Linked DNA regions of Homo sapiens: region 2 is linked to region 1. The links are chromatin contacts, found by Hi-C or POLR2A ChIA-PET in ENCODE. All regions are on one chromosome and are shown on one strand. Each heading gives the region's core, a stretch centred on a gene start or an enhancer-like site at or near the end of the contact. The rest is flanking DNA. Distances are from core to core; before and after follow the strand shown. Region 1 holds the start of POLR2E (RNA polymerase II, I and III subunit E). Region 2 holds the start of TCF3 (transcription factor 3).

What was found. Hi-C counts contacts between places; a loop is a spot of excess contacts on that map. ChIA-PET counts read pairs that join two places held with the same protein, here RNA polymerase II (POLR2A). Pooled maps may share reads with other maps.
Region 2: a loop to region 1 is called in a map with no recorded cell type, with 8 times the contacts of the local background. The contact joins the promoter of TCF3 here to the promoter of POLR2E in region 1. A Hi-C loop is called at or near these places in 1 of 37 single-sample maps with no recorded cell type and 7 of 50 pooled maps. POLR2A ChIA-PET finds 5 or more read pairs at or near these places in 1 of 52 experiments (H1).

What each region holds. Positions count from the first base shown.
Region 1 is chr19:1,094,125-1,101,738 of GRCh38, reverse strand. It overlaps POLR2E (RNA polymerase II, I and III subunit E), which reads left to right and starts at 6,364. Exons shown (of 8, transcript NM_002695.5): 1 at 6,364-6,480. The coding sequence starts at 6,424. RefSeq lists enhancers at 1-195, 2,021-2,100, 2,221-2,340, 6,331-6,420, 7,178-7,614 and a silencer at 1,308-1,445.
Region 2 is chr19:1,648,312-1,655,925 of GRCh38, reverse strand. TCF3 (transcription factor 3) reads left to right here and starts at 3,311. Exons shown (of 19, transcript NM_003200.5): 1 at 3,311-3,626; 2 at 5,639-5,749. The coding sequence starts at 5,678. RefSeq lists enhancers at 2,573-2,682, 2,803-2,852, 6,271-6,770, 6,783-7,092, 7,433-7,614 and silencers at 3,143-3,192, 3,203-3,332, 3,863-3,942, 4,033-4,262, 4,070-4,292 and 1 more.

The DNA of each region.
Region 1 (7,614 bases), core at 5,115-7,614:
CAGCTCAGCACCCACAGCTCCGCGGAGAGACTTGATCCCATTCCTGACTTCCTGCCAATTGTGATAAAGTCAGAAGTGGGGAAAACACGGGGTCGCGACCTCGGATCTGAGAACGGGGCCCCAGGCTCTGGGAGAGATTTGTGCTGGGGGCTTCACAGCTTTTCCCAGAGTGTCCCCATTTCACGAACGGGGAAATGGAGTCTCGGGGACCTCTCAAGGCTCCAGCCCTGTGAGGGCGGAAGTTCTTGAGTGTCCCTGCAGGAAGCTGTGTTGCCACATATCTTTCTAGAGCAGCCCCTGGCTCCAGGAAGGACTGGGGAGGGGCTGTCCTGTGGCTTCATTTCTTTTTTAAGATCTTTTTGGCCAGGCATGGTGGCTCACACCTGTAATCCCAGCACTTTGGGAGGCTGAGACGGGCAGATCACGAGGTCAGGAGATCGAGACCATCCTGGCTAACACGGTGAAACCCCGTCTCTACTAAAATTACAAAAAATTAGCCAGGTGTGGTCGAGGGCTCCTGTAGTCCCAGCTACTACTCGGGAGGCTGAGGCAGGAGAATGGTGTGAACCCGGTAGGCGGAGCTTGCAGTGAGCCGAGATCGCACCACCGCACTCCAGCCTGGGCAAGAGAGCGAGACTCTCCGTCTCAAAAAAAACTTTTTGGCTGGGTGCGGTGGCTCACATCTGTAATCCCAGCACTTTGGGAGGCCGAAGCAGGCGGATCACCTGAGGTTAGGAGTTTGAGGCCAGCCTGGCCAACATAGGGAAACTGTCTCTACTAAAAGTACAAAAATTAGGGCCAGGCATAATGGCTCACGCCTGTAATCCCAGCACTTTGGGAGGCCAAGGCGGGTGGATCACGAGGTCAGGAGTTCAAGACCAGCCTGACCAACATGGGGAAACCCCATCTCCACTAAAAATACAAAAATTAGCTGGGAGTGGTGCCGTGCTCCTGTAATCCCAGCTACTCAGGAGGCTGAGGCAGGAGAATTGCTTGAACCCTGGAGGTGGAGGTTGCAGTGAGCCGAGTTCGTGTCACTGCACTCCAGCCTGGGGGGATACAGCAAGACTCTGTCTCAAAAAAAAAAAAAGTTTTTGAAATTCAAACAAAATACATATGAAATTCAACATTTTAACACTTCAAAGTGTACAATTCAGTGTTTTTAGGACGTGTACAATGTTATGAGACCATCACCTCTATCTATCTAGTTCCAGAATTTTTTTTTTCTCTTGAGACAGAATTTCGCTCTTGTTGCCCAGGCTGGAGTGCAGTGGCACGATCTCAGCTCACTGCACTGCCACCTCCCAGGTTCAAGCGATTCTCCTGCCTCAGCCTCCCAAGTAGCTGGGATTACAGGCGTGCGCCACCACACCCAGTTAGTTTTGTATTTTTAGTAGAGACAGGGTTTCTCCATGTTGGTCAGGCTGGTCTCAAACTCCCGACCTCAGGTGATCCGCCTGCCTAGGCCTCCCAAAGTGCTGGGATTACAGGCGTGAGCCACCGCACCCAGCACAGAGTATTTTCATTGTCCCCAAAGGAAGCCCAGACCCCATCAGCCTTCACTCTCCATCTCCTCCCCTAGGACCTGGCACACACACATCCCCTCCTGTCTCTGTGGATTGGCCTGTCCTGGACATTTCATGGAAATGGGATCACACACTGCGTGTTCTTTTGTGCCTGGCTTCTCTCACTGAGCATGAGGTCCTCAGGCTACATCCACATTGTGGCCTGTGTCAGAGCCTCATCATTCCTTTTCATGGCTCAGAAATATTCCAGTGTGTGGAGGGATCACATTGTGTTTATTTATTCATCTGTGGATGGACATCTGGGGTTTTTTTTTTTGAGACAGAGTCTCACTCTGTTACCCAGGCTGGAGTGCAGTGGCGCAATCTCAGGTCACTGCAACCTCCGCCTCCCAGGTTCAAGCAATTCTCCTTTCTCAGCCTCCTGAATAGCTGAGATTACAGGCATGCGCCACCATGCCCGGCTATGGGCTGTTTTCTCTTTTTGAGTTTGTAAAGCCGTACAAGTGTTTGTGTGGGCGTATGTTTTCATTTCTCTTGGGTGTATGCCTAGGAGTGGAATTGCTGAGTCATATGGTGACTCTTTGTGTAACAGTTTGAGGATCCACCAGACTGTTTGTTGTTTTTTTTTTTTTGAGATGGAGTTTCACTCTTTTTGCCCAAGCTGGAGTGCAGTGGCACGATCTCGGCTCACTGCAACCTCCACCTCCCAGGTTCAAGCGATTCTCCTCCCTCGGCCTCCCAAGTAGCTGGGATTACAGGCCTGCACCACCATGCTCGGCTAATTTTGGTATTTTCAGTAGAGACGGGGTTTCACTATGTTGGCCAGGCTGGTCTCGAACCCCTGACCTCAGTTGATCCGCCTGCCTCAGCCTCCCAGAGCGCTTGGATTACAGGCGTGAGCCACTGCGCCTGGCCGACCAGACTGCTTTCTATAGCGGCTGCACCATCTTACATTTTCACCTGCCCTGTGTGTGGATCATGGCCTGACTTCCGGGCCTCTGGCTTTGCTGTTATCATCCAGGCCGCCCCTGGCTTGGGCTCAGCCTCTCAGTCCACCCCTGCCCCCAGATTTGCAGGTCACTGCTTGGTCTTTACTCCAGATGCCCTTTCTTGTGTCATAAAATCCACTCCTGAGGCCTGTCCGTCTCCTGACCCTCCCCGCCCCATGTATCTGCCCCACATCTCCAATTCCTCTCCTCCCTCAAATCCGTCCTGCCAGGCACTGGCCCCCTTCCCTGAGTCACAAGCAATGTCTGCTAGGCGAATCCCTGCTCAGTCCTCAGGCTGACTTGGCGGTGGCATCACATAGCCACTCCCTTCCCTCTGCCCCTAGACACCTTCCTCACCAGGTTTCCAGGAGACCTGGCAACCTCCTGCCCTTTATCCTATTTAGGGAACACTTATGCAGTGCTGGTGTCAGGCGCCACTCTGTGTACATTGCAATTATTAGCCAATTACCCTACGAAGTGGGTGCTGTTCTTGTCCCTGTTTTACAAGGGAGGGGAGAGGGGACGCACAGAGAGGTTGAGTAACCTGCCTGAGATCACACAGCCAGGTCTGCAGCTCAGGGGCTGCTCCAGTGTCTGTGCTGAGCCTCCCTCCCCTCCTGCTGCTGCCTCCCCTCCTTCTCCGGGCTTCTGAACACCAGCAGGGCTGGACTTACTCTCCTGGACTCTGCTCTGCTCCCAGGACCTGGTCCAGGCTCCCGGCTCTAATCTTCACCACGTGGCCACCCTGCCTGCACGTCCATCCCCCAGACCTTGCCCTGAACTCCAGAGCTCACCTCGACCTACACGCCTCCACCCTCCCACCCCTCTTTTCACTGCTCACAGGGACAGCTTTGTTCCCTTTCTCCCTCTTTTTCTCGCCCTGTGGCACCCTCCCCGCTCTGTGCTTGCCCCTACCGTAGTTGGAGCCACCCCAACCTGTGGCAAGTTTGCCTTCCCACTCCCTCCCTGGTCTCTTGCTTCTGCCCTGGCTCCCAACAGTCATTTCCCAACACAGCAGCTCCAGACATTTTACCCTGACCAGCAAGGCTTCATGGGACCTGCCCCACCTTGCCCTCTGACCCCCTCCTGCCCCTTCCCTGCCAGGAACACTCCAGGTGAGGCACAGCCCCAGAGCCTCTATCCTGGCTGTGCTGTCTGCCTGATACAGCTATCCCCAGGCAACCCCAGGTTTCCTCCCTCTCCTCTTCTGGTTTTTGTTTGTTTTCTGTTTGTTTGGAGACAGTGTCTTGCTCTGTCGCCCAGGCTAGAGTGCAGTGGCGCAATCACAGCTCACTGCAGCCTCAACCGCTGGGCTCAGGCGATCCTAGATCTTCCCACCTCAGCCTCCCGAGTAACTGGGACTACAGGTGCGCCCACCACGCCCAGCTAATTTTTAAATTTTTTTGTAGAAATGGGGTCTTCCTGGCCGGGTGCGGTGGCTCACGCCTGTAATCTCAGCACTTCGGAAGGCCGAGGCAAGCAGATGATCTGAGGTCAGAAGTTCAAGACCAGCCTGGCTAACATGGTGAAACCCCATCTCTACCAAAAATACAAAAAAATTAGCCAGGTGTGGTGGCTCACGCCTGTAATCCCAGCTACTCGGGAGGCCAAGGCAGGAGAATCCTTTAAACCCAGGAGGCGGAGGCTGCAGTGAGCTGAGATTATGCCACTGTACTCCAGCCTGGGCAACAGAGCGAGACTCGGTCTCAAAAAACAACAACAACAACAAAAAAGAAATGGGGTCTTCCTATGTTGCCTAGGCTTGTCTCAAACTCCTGGCCTCAAGGTGAGAAAGAAAAGTTAGGTAGTTAGATAAGAAAGCCTGCACAGACCGGGCGGGGTGGCTCACACCTGTAATCCCAGCACTTTGGGAGGCCGAGGCGGGCGGATCATGAGGGCAGGAGATGGAGACCATCCTGGCTAACACGGTGAAACCCCGTCTCTACTAAAAATACAAAAAATTAGCCGGGCGTGGTGGCAGGTGCCTGTAGTCCCAGCTACTCGGGAGGCTGAGGCAGAAGAATGGCGTGAACCCGGGAGGTGGAGCTTGCAGTGAGCCGAGATCCTGCCACTGCACTCCAGCCTGGGGGACAGAGCGAGATTCCGTGTCAGGAAAAAAAAAAAAAGTAGCCCCTGACAGCCCCCCAAAAAGAATCTCAAATATCAGTGTAAAAAAGTCCGTGACTTACAACTAAAAATTACAAAACTACAACAAAGGGATCCTCCCCTCTCAGCTTCCCAAAGTGCTGGGATTACAGGTGTGAGCTATCGCGCCCAATGGGATTTTTTTTTTTTTTTCTCGATGGAGTCTTGCTCTGTCACCCAGGCTGGAGTGCAGTGGTGCGATCTCGGCTCACTGCAACCTCCGCCTCCCGGGTTCAAGTGATTCTCCTGCCTCAGCCTCCCGAGTAACTGGGAGTACAGGCACCCACCACCAAACCTGGCTAATTTTTGTATTTTTAGTAGAGACAGGGTTTCACCATGTTGGCCAAGCTGGTCTGGAACTCCTGATCTCATGCTCTGCCTGCCTCGGCCACCCAAAGTGCTGGGATTACAGTGATGAGCCACCACTGCTAATGGGATTTTTGCTTGAATCTATCCTCACTGTATTCCCTGACCTCCCCATGTGATACTGCAGTTCTCCCATTCTCCCCATGTCACTTAGCCTCCCTGCTCTTTCTTCTTCCGTAGCTTTGTCACTTTCTAACGTTGTTATTTATTTTATTTTATTTCATTTCATTTTATTTTTGAGACAGAGTCTTGCTCTGTTGTCCAGGCTGGAGTGCAGTGGCACGATCTTGGCTCACTGAAACCTCCACCTTACAGGTTCACGAGATTCTCCTGCCTTAGCCTCCTAAGTAGCTGAGACTACAGGCACCTGCCACCTGGCCCAGCTAATTTTTTGTATTTTTAGTAGAGACGGGGTTTCACCGTGTTAGCCAGGATGGTCTTGAACTCCTGATCTCATGCTCTGCCCGCCTCAGCCTCCCAAAGTGCTGGGATTATAGGCATGAGCCACCGCGCCCGGCCACGTTATTTATTATATTTTACTAAATCCTGTCTTTATCTGAATGCAAGGGATACTTGGCCTGTTTTATTCACCATCACTGTAGGTTGCTGAGTAAATGTTGAATTAACGAATGCATCACTGAATAAGTTACTGATAGCCTGCACACAGGAAGTGTTGGGCTGGGGTTCTCCGTGAACCTGGGGAAGTGAGGAGGTTTGCAAAGACAGGAAGAGTCTGGGGTGGGGAGATACCCAGGCTAGGCTGGGGAGATACCCAGGCTAGGCTGGTGGCGCTCAGGGGAGAGGACAGAGGTGAGGGGACTTAATAAGCACCTAGAGAGATGCCTAAGACTCTCAGTTAACCGTCTAAAGTAGGGACACTTTATTGCCATTGCACAGGTAGGGAAACTGAGGCCCAAGGGAATTAACCCTGACCTGGCCAGGAGCCAATGGAGGAAACCCTGTACAGTTTGATGCACAAATATTTATAGAGTTCCCACTAGGCTCCCAGACCATCCCTAGGAGCCGAGCTGCCCCTTGACCCCATCCAGGCCTCAGTTTCCCCGCTCACACTTCGCCCCCGCCTCGTGGGATTCTAAACTGTTGCTCCAAGGTGGGAGTTGAACGGAAACTACAACTCCCGAGAGGCTGTGCGGCCAAAGACACACGAGAACTACGGAGGCGAGAGACTCGCTCAGCCAACTGCCGCTCTCGTAAGGCTCGGGCTGCCCTTGGCGCTGCCGATCCGAGACGTTGCTGCATTCAGGCATTCGCCGACGACAGACCAGCGCGGGGCGGGGTTAGGCGGAGGGGGCCTGATTCGGATTCGGCGCAGGCGCAGTCCGCGCGGGTTCTCGCGCGGAGAAGGGGTGCGAGCGGCGGCGGCGGCGGAGGCTGCCATGGACGACGAGGAGGAGACGTACCGGCTCTGGAAAATCCGCAAGACCATCATGCAGGTGAGCCGCGCCTGGTGTTGGGGGCGGGGGCGCGGGCGGCGGGTGTAGGGGCCCGAGGTGGGGTCGAGCACGGCGTCTCCTCGTACTCTCGTCGGAGCAGCAGCGATGAAGGGCCGGGCCGATACGGGAGGCCCAGAGGTCGCCGGGGATACCAGGCGCTGGACCCGACCTGAGCCGGCAGCGGGGAAGGGAGGGGGTTTCGAGACGTCTGGGTGCGGTGCTTAGGGGTGGGTGGGCGGCTTGGGCTGGTGCGGCGCGCGTGGCGGCGAGAGGAGGAGGAAGCCGCGAATGGGGACGGGGGGCGCCCCCAGACTCTGCCCTTCTCTGTGATTCAGCGTCGCTATTTGTCCTTGCGTCCTGAACCCCATGGAGTCTTCAGCATCCGAGGCTGGCAGAGTTGGTGGTTGGGAAGCAGCGGGCGAGCTGGGGCTTTCGATGGGGACGTGGAGCTCGGAACCCGTGCCTTGGGGTCTGGGGCAGATGGAGGCCACTGGGTCGAGTCCGGTTTGGAAGCCGGGCACAGGCCTGAGGACCTGCGGTTCAGGGTATTGCCTCAGCCATTGGGGCCGTTTGAGAGCTTTTGCTTTGTCTTGCTTCCCACCCTTTGCCCTTGTCCTCAGCGAAGCCCCCCGCAGCCTGATTCTTCTTTCTCCGATCCTCAAACATTGTCAGCCTGAAGTCACATCTGTTTCGGTCCCTGTCATTTTTTTTTTTTAAGAGATAGGGTTTCATTCTGTCGCCCAGGCTGCAGTGCAGTGGTGCAATCATAGCTCACTGCATCCTTGAACTGGCCTCCAGCAACCCTCCTGCCTCAGCCTCCCTAAGTACTGGGATCACGGGCGTGAGCCTCCGCGCCCCGCCTTTGTCCCTGCCTTTAGGGTAGCTCTGCAAAGTGGTTTGGAGGGCTTTGCTCCCTGCCAGGTTTCTGTGAGGCTGGGTGGACAGACGGTCTTGGTCAAGGCTGGACATCTCTGGGAGCCTCTCAGGATCATACTGGTCCCATCCTGTGGTGTGAGGCTGTGGGGGCCGGGGTGGCTGTCATGGAGCACACAGTGAGTGTTCATCCCGTTTGCTGTTCACCTCTGTCCTCTGCAGCAGCCGCAGGTCTGACTTCCGGGTCACGAGCTTTGGCCG
Region 2 (7,614 bases), core at 2,062-4,561, 560 kb before region 1:
TCGCCGCCCCTCGCCCCCCTCGCTTCTGTGTCTCCCTAGTGGGAAGTTGTCCTTGGCCTCAGTTTTTCTGACATACGTGGTTCATGTTGGCGGGGGCGCACACAGTAGGTGTGGAGGGAACAGGCGGCAGGTGCAGAGGCCCTGCTCCTCCTCCTGCCCGGCCCCAGAGCAAAACAAAGGCCACAGTCAGGAGGATAGCTTGCTGCCTGTCCCCGTACCAGGGCCCTGGAGGGAGCACCCAGGCCTCGGGGCTGGGCAGAGGTGGTGGCCAAGTGGGGGGCCCCCACGGGCTGCTCCACCCAGTGACTCAGCCCCAGGACTGACCTCCTTGGGGAAAACAATGGTGGCTTGTGGTTACCAGCGGAACCTCCTGGCAGGCGCGAGCCCCAGGGTGCCCTGGGGCCCAGGGAGGAGACCCCTAGTCTCAGTTTCCTCATCTGTACGATACGTGGAACCACACAGGCAGGAGGACCTCACAGGAAAGAGCCACATTCAGGACTAGACAAGGGGTCCCTCATGGGTCATCCTGCCGGGACAGCAGGGACTGAGTCCATCACTGTCCACAGTGCTACGATGCGCGGCACAAGGCCCCGTTCGCTGTCAGTGCCCGATAATTGAATAGTCTTGTACGGCGCAGTGGCACACGCCTGTAATCCCAGCACTCTGGGAAGCCAAGGCGGGAGGATCACTTGTGCCTAGGAGTTCAAGACCAGCCTGGGCAACATAGGGAGAACCCCGTCTCTACAAAAAATACAAAATTAGCTGGGTGTGGTGGCGCGTGCCTGTGGTCCCAGCTACTCGGGAAACTGAGGCGGGAGGATCGTTTGAGCCCAGGAGGTCAAGGCTGCAGTGAGCTGTGATCTCACCACTGCACTCCAGCCTGGGCAACAGAGCGAGACTCTTTCTCAAAATAATAATAATAATAATAAGAAGAAGAAGAAGAAGAAGAAGAAGAAGAAGAAGTCCGTGATTGGATGGTTGCTTCCCTTCCGTGGGTGAAACTGAAGGGCTCCTCGGGAGGACTCCGGCTGCCACACTATGGCTTGGACCCTGAGTGTGGGTGGGGAGTGGCCCACAGTGAGCTCCCTACACTGGAATGGGGAGAGCCAGACCCGGCCACAGACACCCTCAGACCCATGGGGTCAGGGCTGGGCCACAAGGAAGGGCCGGGGGCTGAGGAGGCTGGGGTGGGATTGGAGCTGCTTGGAGACCCTGGCTCCGGAGAGGCCTCTGCGGGGGTGGGGGGCGGCTGAGGAAGGCAGGCATCAGCTGTGAGCACCTACTGTGTGCCAGACTCCCCCCTTCCACTGTCCAGATGGAGAAACCGAGGCCCGGAGAGTAGCACGAACTTGCCTGAGGTCACAGTGAGGTGGAGAGGGATGAGGGATTTGCAGCACAGACCCTGGGACCCACAGCCCTCTCCCCAGACCTGCGGCACGTGGAACTCTCTGGGCACGGAGGGTCGGACTGTGGACAGCCCAGTTTGGGTGTATAGCAGGAGGGGCTTGTGGCTTTGGTGGGGGGCCCCTGTGGCCCCGCCTCCCCGCCGGCCTGGCATAGGTGCAGCATTGAACTGTGATGACTCAGGGGCTCCAGATAGGGGTGGGAAAAGCCTCCCAGGTAGAGGACAAAGCAAACGTAGAGGCCCGGGGTGGGGATGAGCTTAGCAAGTTCTGGACCATCCAGAGGGCAGGATGGCTGGAGCCAAGCGGGCCAGCGAGATGGTGGCATCTTCCCAGGCTGGGAGTGGAGTGTAAATTTCCCTTTGGGGCCCCAGGGAGCCCTGGGAGATTGTGTTATTTTCATTTATTTGTTTAGTTATTTTACTTTTTTTTTTGAGACGGAGCCTCGTTCTGTCGCCCAGCCTGGAGTGCAGTGCTGCGATCTCTGCTCACTGCAACCTCTGCCTCCTGGGTTTAAGCGATTCTCCTGCCTCAGCTTCCCGAGTAGCTGAGATTATAGGTGTATGCCACCACGCCCAGCTAATTTTTGTATTTTTATTTTATTTTACTTATTTATTTATTTATTTTGAGACGGAGTTTCGTCCTTGTTGCCCAGGCTGGAGTACAATGGCGTGCTCTCGGCTCATTGCAACCTCCGCCTTTCGGGTGAAAGCGATTCTGCTGCCTCAGCCTCCCGAGTAGCTAGGACTACAGGTGCCCGCCACCATGCCCGGCTAATTTTTGTATTTTTAGTAGAGATGGGGTTTCACCGTGTTGGCCAGAGAGGTCTCGAACTCCTGACTTCAGGTGATCTGCCCGCCTTGGCCTCCCAAAGTGCTGGGAATACAAGCGTGGGCCACCGCGTCCGGTCAACTTTTTAAATTATTATTTTAAATTATTTTAAATATTTTTAGAGACGGGTGTGGGTGGGGGGGGTTTCACTATGTTGTTCAGGCTGTTCTCGAACTCCTGGCCTCAAGCGATCTTCCCGCCTCGGCCTCCTTCAAAGCGCTGGGATCACAGGCAGGAGCCACGGCGCCCGATCCTAGGCGGGGTCACTTTTTACTAAAATGTAGACACGGACTACTAAGAATCAGGAAGCCAGATCTGGCCTGAGTTCTGTCCAAAGTCAGGTCCAAATTCACAGATGCCGAGACGGAGACTCAAGTCGGCAAAGGCACCGCTGAGACTCCCCGCGGGGCTCTCTGACCCAGAGCCGGAGCCAGAGTCGGTTTTCCCGCCGGGAAAATGGGTCTGACGTAGCCCCCTCGGGGCCGTGATACCCGCTCGCACCACTCAGCACGCGGGGCCGGCCCGAGGAACGCAAATATAACCAAGCAGAAGGCTCCGCGCGGGCGGCCACGCCAACCTGAGAACAAAACTCCAGGACCCACCCCGGCCGCCTCTCGCGGCCTCTCGCTCGCAGAGTCCCGCCTCTGCTGAGGGGCGGGGCCGAGAAGAAAGGAGGCGGGGCCTCACCACGAATGGCTAGGATCCCCGCCCATCAGACTTTCGCGGCTTCCGATTGACCAGACTGCTCTGCCTTAGCTTTCAATCTCACGGGCCTTACTCGCTTGCGTCATGGACTAAGCGCACAGCTCGTGTGTGCTTCCGCGGACGGGGATAGTCCGTGATTTCTCCCCGCGCCGTGGCCCGACCGCCTCCTCTGCGCGTCCCCGCTCCCAGGCTCTGGACCTCACGGGATTCGGGGTCCTCACGAGGGTGCTCGAGAGGCCGAGCTAGGGCGTTCGGGCCCGAGCCGCCCGGAGGTGGCGGAGGGATCCGCGTGGGCCGCCGGGCGGGGCACTCGGGGGCGGGGCAGGGGCGGGGCCTGCACGGGGCGGGGCGGGGCGGCGCGGGCGGGGGGCGGAACATGTCTCCCGCCGCAGGAAGATGAGGCAGCGGCGGCGGCTGCGGGCGTAGCGGGCCGGAGCCGACGCGGCGGCGGGCACCGCGGGCACCGCGCACGCCGCTGCCCCAGGGGCGCCCCGGCCGGCCGCGCGCACGGGCCCCGCGGGACGGGCCACGCGGGGGTGGGAGGGGCCCGGGCCACGCGCGCCGCCGCCGCCGCCCACGCGCGACCCTCGGGGGCCCGGCCGCGACGCACCTTTGTCCGGGGGGGGGCCCCCCCGCTTCATGCCGCCGCCCCCCCCCACGCGCCGCGTGCCCGGCCGCGCCCAGCAGGTGAGCCCGGCGGGGGGCGGGGGGCGCGCCCGGTACCCCCGTGCTTTGTGCCCAGGGAACCCCGGCCCGCCCCGCGCGCGCTTGTTGGGGGGGGGCGCGGAGGAAGTTGGGGCGGGGGCGGTGTCGGGGGGCGCCCCGCGGCCCGGGAGTCATTGTTCTCCAACTTCGCGCGGCGCCGGGGGGGCGGCGACGTGGAGGAGCCCGGAGCTCGCCAGGCCCGCGTCGCCCCCGTCGGGCCGGGCACTTCGGGAAACTTTAAGCAGCCCCGGGCGGGGGCGCGGGGGGCGCCGGACGGGCTGTGCAACTTAGGCGCGAGGACCGTCCCCCCCAGCCCGGGCGCACGGGGACCCCGGGGCGCCCCCTTTCTCGGGTAGAGGGGGGCCCGGCCCGGGCGCCGGAGTTTGGGGTGGGGAGCGCGCGGGAGGGACGTCCTTTTGTCTGCGCGGGGAAGGTGCCGCGCGCTGCAGGCGCTGGTCGGGGCCGGGCGGGCCGGGGGGGGGCGCGCGGGTAACATCTGCTCCGCGTTAATGCGGGGCGAGGCGGCGGCCGCGCTGCGAGCTTCAAAGGCTCCCGGGCCGCACCGCCTGCACCGGCTGCGGGGGGAGGGGGGTCCGGCTTCCCGGGCCGCCTCCCCCCGGGAAAAAGGCGTTCCAGCGCGCCCCCCGCCTTCGGCGCCGTGCAAAGTGGCTTCAAACATTCTCCAAGTCTCTCAAAGTCCTTGGGACGCCCCAGAAGTCTTCCAGCTCCCGTAGAATGCCCGTTTTAGCTCGCCACCCCCCCAACTAAGTCTGTCTTAAAATCGGTTTCAGCTACCCCACAAAAAAGTGCGGTTTCGTAGTCCTCAAAAAAAGTCAGTTTCACACGCCCTCCAAAAAAGAAAAAAACTGAGCGGGGGAGGGGCTGCGCTGGGGCGCCCGCTTCACACCCGGCCTCCAGTTGGCAGACAAAGAGGGGATTTCTCTGCTTCTGAAGTTGGGTCTCCCTCGACCTCGGAGGCTCCTCCCCACCCCCAGCCTCGGAGGTGTCTCCCGGGCTGCCCCCGTCCCCACCTGGGGACCCCTGGGGAAAGTCGAGACTGGAGGGGCCTGGAGTGCATTTCTTTGGAATGGAAATTTTTCTCTGTACCTTTTTCTGGGGGTGGAATGGGTCTTGGCAGGTGGATCCCCCATCCCCCATCTTAGAATGGAGCCCCCTGGGACCACGCGGGAGCACCCTGGTCTTGAGACGCTCTCCCCGCTCATGGAGGGCAGGCAAGGGATGTTGTCAAAGTTTTGCTTAAAAATAATTCCCGGATACATCGCGACAGTAAAGCAATCTAGGGCTGTTTTTTTTTTCTTTCCTGAATACTGTTGGGGTTTTCTTGGGGGGAGGGAGATTGAGGGTGGAGGAAAGCTTTGCTGGTCCCTGCATAGGATGCGCGTCCCCCCCACCCCCGGCACTTTAAGTCTTGAAGCTTGTAAAAGAGTTTCGTGGTTTTCTGACTTGTGGATTTCCTTCATGTTGAATTTGGGGGCGACCTGGTCTTCAACGGGCTGTGCCATCTGCTGGGGGAGGGGGGAATCACCAAATTTCCCTCGGGGCGGGGTAGGATCGGGCTGTTCCTCCCTTTCCCGGGGGTAGGGGGCCTCAGAGGAAGCCCGGGGTTGGTTGGAAATGAGAGAGTTGGAGAAAGGAGAGGTTCTGGCTGCCCTGCGTGCAGTTTAAACTTGGCAACTTGATGCCCTGGTGTTCCCTGGGGGAGTTAGGGAGTTTATATTTGCACACCCTCCCCCCATTTTTCAGACTCCCTGTGGTCTCTGGGGAGGACTCTGCAGGGACCTAGACTCTGGAATTCCAGCTTCCCTGCGCCTGCTCCCAGGGCTCCCCGTGCCCCCAGGGCTCTGCTGGAACTCAGACCCCAGGGCGGTTGAGGGTTTTTTAGGTGGCTTTTAGCACTCTGTGCTTTGACCACTCACAACTCTTCTCCCCTCCCTGTTTCTCCCTGTCCATCTGTCCCCACATCCACCAAGCAGGGTTTCCAGGCCTGAGGTGCCCGCCCTGGCCCCAGGAGAATGAACCAGCCGCAGAGGATGGCGCCTGTGGGCACAGACAAGGAGCTCAGTGACCTCCTGGACTTCAGCATGGTGAGCCAGGACCCCCGCCCAGCCCCCGACACCCCTTTGCCTCCACAGTTCACGGGAAGGTTTTCAGGGGAGAGTGTTTGCTGAATACTTCAGCGATGGAGCCTCAGCTGTTTGGATGGGAGGCCCCGGTGGGGCTGGGGGAGTGGGCCGCTCTCTGGCAGGAGGCTGACAGCGCACGGCAGCACGTGTGCTATGGGGCTTTTGCCCGGACGCAGCATTCTACAGCCTACTGCTTTACAGATGGGGAAACTGAGTCCTCAGGGGCATGGTCCTGGGCCCCCAGCTTGGCTGGGTAAGCAAAATGCGGCCTTGATCTTCTGATCTGTAAAATGGGCCTGATCAGGGTCGCTTACCTCATTGTAGATACAAAAATTAAAAGTAAGTAAAAGATCACTGCACTCCAGTCTGGTTGACAGTGAGACCCTGGAGACCCTGTTTCAGTAAATGGGAGGGGGGCTGGGCACAGTGGTTCCCACCTGTCATTCCAGCACTTTGGGAGGCTGAGGCGGGAGGATCGCTTGAGGCCAGGAGTTCCAAGTCCAGCCCAGGAAACATAGTGAGGCCCCATTTCTCAAAAAGACAAAACAAAACTCAAAAAATTAGCTAGGAGTGGTGGTAGATGCCTGTGGTCCCAGCTACTTGGGAGGCTGAGGCAAGGAGAATCACTTGAGCCCTGGAGGTTGAGGCTGCAGTGAGCTGTGATTGCGCCACTGCACTCCTTCCTGGGCGATAGAGTAAGATCCTTCCTCAAAGAAGTAAAGGAGGGGGTGCCCAGTGCTGAGCGGACCACCCTCCGTGAACAGGGCAGACACAACCTGCCCCATACGGGACTCCCCTGGTGGGCAGAGGATGCGGGCATGAAACTGACTGTGTGGTTAATTAGTCACACGTGGGTGCTGAAGTTAAGCTGCCAGAAGCCGAGCTTGGGCCAGGAGGAGGCTGGATTGGGATTGAGTGGGAATTCATGGGCCACCGAGCAGACAGCAGCGCCACCATTGTGACTGCCACGGTTATCACTGCGGAGCAGGCAGGCCCGGTGGGGAGGGCGGGGCGGCTTCTTCAGAGTCTTAGGTGGTTGGATCTGTCCCTGTACGGCCCATTCTCCACCTGGGTGAACGGAGGCTCAGAGGGTGCTGGTCCTCAGAAGTCACACAGTTCAGGCAGGTGCAGTGAGGCTGGAATGCCGGAGCCCCCTGGGGTACCGGCCGCTGACGGGTGCTGTAAAGGCCCGGGGCCTCGGTTTGCCTGCTGGTACAGTGGGGCCATGTGTTATGGGTTCCTGGAGAAGCCCAGGGACCTTGGTTTGTTTCTTCTGGCCTGTCTACAGATGTCCTTAAATTCTGCTCCCCCCCCCCCCCCATGCCCAGTGGCAGCGTTTGGGGTTGAAACAGGTTGGGGGAGGGCACTTTCAGTCTGAATTTAACCCTCCCGCCTATGAGGCACAGGCCACTGAGGTCTGTCAAAAACAAAAGTCCCCAAACTGAAACAACACCGGCCACCCTGCGGAAAAAAACAGCCCAAGGGCCGGAGGGGCCAAGGCTCCGGAAGGGCCATGCTGGTATTTTTAAGCCCCGTTTTATTTTTGCTTCCCTGGCTGAGTAACCCGAGGTGCAGTTGGGTTGTTTTTTGTTAAACTGACAAGTCACAGACCGCTGGGCTGGAACAGACCAGCGTTTGGGGGGAGGGGGCACAGGTTCAGCCCCAGGACCTGACTCCTCACCTCAAGCCACTCAGCACGTCTCCCCATCCCGGGTCGGAGCCGTTCCCAGATGAGGAAACAGGCTGGGAGCGGCGAGGTGCCCGTCCTCTCCGGGCGTCCCCCCTCGGGCTTTACCCAGAGGTGGAGTTCCACCTCCCTGGCCAGG